Linked DNA regions of Homo sapiens: region 1 is linked to region 2. Evidence: chromatin loops called from intact Hi-C (ENCODE). Cell type or tissue: PC-9. All regions are shown on one strand.

Region 1 (2,500 bases), 110 kb after region 2:
CACAACTTCTCAATAAGCGGGAGCCCACCCTTTTTTGATTGTTGAGGGGCCTTCAGAGAGTCTGAGGATCACAGTGTCTCTTGGCTGTGAGGAGGGGCCAGGGAGCTCCGGCAGGCCCAGACCTGGGCACCCAGACTCCTAGGTTCTTTTGGAGGGGCACCCGGCAAGGCTGACTGAGCCCTCAGATCAGCTGGGAGCCCTCATCAGACCAGCAGGGTTCAGACTTTTCGGAACACTGAGGAGGGGGAGTGGGAGTGGGGTAAAGGCACCTCCACCCCTCCCACCTTCACAGAAAATTATCTTTCCCCCTCCCCACCCCCACACATAGTGCTGTCCCCCGAACCCCAGATGTACATCCCAACCTTCTTCAGTCCTCCTAGCTTTTGAGGCAGTGAAGCCAGATCTGAAATGGACACACGGTTTACTTAGGGTAAAGGACTTTAGTGCTCCACTCAACAAGCAAATAAAAGGCCGAAGCCTCGGGCGAGGCTGGGGTGGACAGGTGTGGCAACGTCCGCGAATCTGGAGACAGATTTGGCTCCGAATGAGCTGTGAGTTCTCCACCACCACCACCATGCAGGCTCTGGCGCTTGAGACCCCGGATGCTCCCAGGGAGGGGCCCAGGGGCTGGTGTGGGTATGGGCACATGCCTGTGCTTCCCCGAGCAGCCAGGGCCAGAGACCGGGCTCCACAAGGCTCAGAGGGTTCATGGAGAAAGGGGAGGAGGGGCCTGAGGCGTGGCTCCCTGTCTGTCATGGGCCTGGGTGGGCGGGTCCTCCTGCGTCCTCTAGTCCAGTCTGGAGTCTGATGCTCTGTGGCAGGAGCAGCTTGGGACAGGCTTAGGTGACACTGTTTGAGGAACATCTCCCTTGAGGCTGGTCTCATCCCAGCAATGGATGGCTGGCAACAGGGGCTGGAGTCTGCATGGGCTGGAGTGGGAGGATGGCATCAAATGTGATTGTAGTCACATCTGCACATCTGGCTAGGCTGTCCCTTGTTTCCCTCCAGCTTCATGTCTCTTGCTTCTGGGAGCCCGCCTGGCCCTGCCCCACTGGGCCAGCCCCTGAGTCGGGTGGTGGGTGCGGGCGGCGGGTGCGGCCACCATTGTGCAAGGGGTGAGCTCACCCGCCGTGCCCAGCCTGGCCTGCACTGGCCTGCCCGCTGCTGGTTAATCATTGTTCAAACACCCTGGCAGGCAAGTGGGCTGTGGAGGGAGACGTGACAGGGCAGGGCTGCCTCTGCCAGGTCTCAGCAAAGCTCTGCCAGCAGGCCCAGGGCCGGAGCCGCTCCCCAGGACCCCACAGAGAGCAGCCTGCAGTGGGGCTGAGACCACCTCTCCTAATTCCTTAGGAGGAACTCAGTAAATATTTTTGATAGACTCAAAGAACACCCCTTTGTAGGTTTCCTGTTTTGGGGTAAACACCCAGCAGTTTAGTACCATAGCTATGAGGGTGGGCCCCAGAGTCCAAAAGCTTTGGGTCAAACCATAGCCCTGTCACTTATGGGCTGTGTGAACTTGGCCGAATTTCATAATCTCTCTGTGCCTCAGTTTCCTGGGCTGTACAAAGGAGTTGATGATGATAATAGTGCCCTCCTCATAGGACTGTTGGGAGGATTAGGATATATATAAAGTGCTTACTAGGCCCATCGCCCCGAACCAAGACTGAAACACTCATCACGGCTCCCAGCTCATGGCCACCAGATGACGGGCTGGGCTGGTTGTACACTCACATGTTCTGCTGTGAATTAGGTACAACTTTCCCCACTTCCCAGATGAGAACACCTGGGCTCAGGAGAGGGATGGAGAGGGATGTTACGTGTGAAGCAGCTACTGAAGGTCACAAGATAGAAATGACAAAGCTGGGTTTCAAGCCCAGGTTCATCTGCACCCAAATGCCATGTTCTTCCCATCACCCAGCCCTGCCAGGCTTGCAGATCAAAGGTGCAAATCTGAACTTGCCAGGCAATTAAATGCTGCCCATGTTCACTGACATTCTCTGAGCACTGTGGGTAGAGGGGTGGTGAGGAGGCTCTGGGCTGAGTTTGCTGTTAGAAAGACAGAGATCAACAATGCCCAGCCCAGTCCCTGGGCCCAGAGAGCCCTCGATGGATGAGGAGAGAGCATGAGCTGTTCACTGCCCGGCAGAAGCCCAGCACCACCATGGCTGAGACCCAGGTGGCTCCAGGACCCCCAGACAGGCAGGGTCAAGGAGGCAGTTGGTGGGAAAAGGGCCTTGAAGCGGCACACTGTGTTTGATTTGTGTGATTTTTTTCAGCGTGTGTATATTTGGCATGGTTTAGGTGGGGGCGAGTTGCAGAGATCAGAGGCCTAGAATCCCCTTCTGCCTCTTACCCCAGGCTTCCCCACGGTGCTGCTACTAGCTGGGACTGAGTAGAGACAGCCATAGAGACAGGTGCCAGACTCCTGTTAAGGGCCCTGTCGGAGGAGCACTCGTCTCCTGGGAAGAGTCCCAGCCCTTGGCGAGGGCTCTTTGGTCTA
Region 2 (2,500 bases):
TCTCAACACAGCCATTTTTTTATAGCATCTATCTAATCCTAACCCAGAATTTTTAATATATTGCTTCAAGAAGTAAAACAGTTATTGAGAGTTGGTATGCAAGACAATCTATTTGCCACTCCTGCTTTATAAGAATAATCTTTTAGTTAATAGCAGAAGTTTGCCGCTAATGTTTCTTACTTTGAACCCTGTTTAATCTTGTTTAGCCCATTTATAGCGTTTAAAACTATTATTTATAACTTAATAGCAACAGTGTCGATAATGTGTCTTTGAAAGCCTAGTATAAAAAATTACAGTATAAAATTTCTACCCATTGCTACTGTACAACTTTTGGGAAAGGGCAACAAAGTACTTTTTTGTGAAATGATCACTAATAATAATGGAGGAAGAACGGTTGTTTTCTAAGTAAAAAAAATGCAGCATTTGTTTTTAAACTTTAAAGCTATATTTGAATATCAGTAGATAAGGCATAACTTGCCATTCTCTTTTGGAGATTTAAGTATGCTTTTTTTCACTTTTGGTATATCAGTGGTTGTCCGTATATGGGTTACTTACTAATGATATTTGAGTTCCAATTTCCATTTAATCATAATGCAGTTTACTTTTCTATTCAGATCATTTAGGAAATGTGTTCAGTGTATTGGAAAAAATAATGACTTGCATGATTGAGAGTTTCTTTTATATATTAAGTACTTGTAAATACTTTGGTTTGTTGTTTGAAGGATTTCTATTTCAATTACATTTATTCTTTCTCTCTGGAATTTTAAGATCTGAATTTATCATCTTGTCTGGTTCACGGGATAAAGAGATTTTCATCCTGCTGTCCCTGAAGTAGAAATGATAGTAGAGTGGGTGGCATTCTCATTATTTTATTTTTTATACCCCAGCCATATATTTTTGCTTCCTGGACTCTACTGTCATGGAGTCATTGTGGATTAGAGACCTTGGCAAAAGCAGACTTTTGAGAAATGGACTGTGAAGCTGAAGTTGTTTTAGGCACATGGACGTTGGGCTGAAAAGTGAGCTGGGAGTTTTTGAGGGCCACTGAGACTATTTTGGGTTCTTCTTAGGTTTTAGCTATATGTAGAACGGAGAGAGGAGTTATGGAGTACAACAATTTTTCCTGCTTAACTAGTTTCTCTGTGGAACCTGGAATTAAGAAGAGTGCCTCTGGCCTGCATGTGTTTGCTGTGTCCTGTAACTCATTGATCCTCCTAGGCTCTTGATGCTGGCCCTATTACTCATTTCTTAGGCACGTGCCACCACACCCAACTTTTTTTTTTCTTTTGTATTTTTAGTAGAGACGGGGCTTCACCATATTGGCCGGCTGGTCTTGAACTCCTGACCTCATGATCCACCCACCTTGGCCTCCCAAAGTGCTGGGATTACAGATGTGAGCCACCACGCCCAGCCACACAACATGTCTTAAAGTGGATTACTTAATCTTTTGAGCCACAACTTTTTAGCCTTTTTAGAAATACAAACGAAAAAACCACTCTCATAAGAAGGGCCTTACTAGGATTTGTATTTGTATGTTTCAGTGACTTTTGGGCTGTTCACATGATCCCCTCACACTAAAACTTTCTTTGATGCCTTCTTTACTTCATTGTGCCCAGACTATGATGATGAAATAATTCTCATTTTCCATATCCAAATAGTTACATAGTTATAAAGCTAATGTGTATACTAAAAAGGGCTCACTTGAGAAAATCGATGTTCCTTCAGGCCTCATACTTTAGCTCTTCTTTCTAGCTTTCTTCAGTACTTTATCAGATCCCTAGTTACTGTTCTATTCTTAACTCTTCTGCTTTATATCCTGTGTGCTATTGTTTTTCCGTCTTGAATCTTTAGTCTTTCCCTCTCCCAATCCTTCCTTTCAACCCCACTGTGCTATTCTGCCTGTTCATCCTAAAAAGCTTTATCTCTGCTCTGCTTCCCTCATGGACTATTTGTCAAAATTTATACTCTATCCCATAACTTTTAAATTCTGCCTCTATAATTCCTTTGCAGTATCTCTAATATAACTTAGTGACAGTTACAAAGTATAATTTCCTCTGTATCTTTTTTTATGCTCAGTTTGTTGCAGTTCACCCTGTTGACTGTGTCCAACTCTTTGTAACTCTTTTCTGCGGAGTGGTATTTCACTCATAGCCTTTTCACCTCTCATTGCTTTTTTATCAGTCTCTGCTTCCTCTATGTATATCCTTAAATATAAAAGACAGTCTGGCTTAATGGCTGCCTTCTTCAGAGTCAGATTTGCTGTATTTCCACCACATAGCTATTGTTTAACCGTGCCCAAGTTATTTTCCTTTTTGAATTTTCGTTTCAGATAGGAAAAGTGGAGATACTTTAGACTTATTCCTCAGGAGAGTATATTTGCATTAATCCTTTCAACTATTATCCCTGTGAATTTACATCTGCATCTTGGATTCTTTTCTGAACACCTAATACATGTCTGTCCTTATACCAGACATTTCTACTTTTATGTTGCAGGCACTCC

What was found. A loop is a pair of places that touch in the nucleus more often than their neighbours do. Peaks named below come from ENCODE experiments on the same cell type or tissue, not always from the same donor. Only the 100,000 strongest peaks of a DNase experiment are listed, where the experiment ranks them.
Region 1: it touches region 2 in a loop (14-fold over the local background); 2 of 110 quality-filtered maps call a loop at or near these places.

What each region holds. Positions count from the first base shown.
Region 1 is chr2:20,178,503-20,181,002 of GRCh38, reverse strand. No RefSeq gene overlaps it. Among named protein-coding and RNA genes, the nearest start is that of SDC1, 45 kb to the left of the region's middle. In PC-9, no CTCF peak of the experiment used is centred here; no DNase peak of the experiment used is centred here.
Region 2 is chr2:20,287,924-20,290,423 of GRCh38, reverse strand. All of the region lies in intron 10 of PUM2 (pumilio RNA binding family member 2), which reads left to right. Among named protein-coding and RNA genes, the nearest start is that of PUM2, 62 kb to the left of the region's middle. In PC-9, no CTCF peak of the experiment used is centred here; a DNase peak (open chromatin) is centred at 1,203; H3K27ac peaks cover 2,319 bases.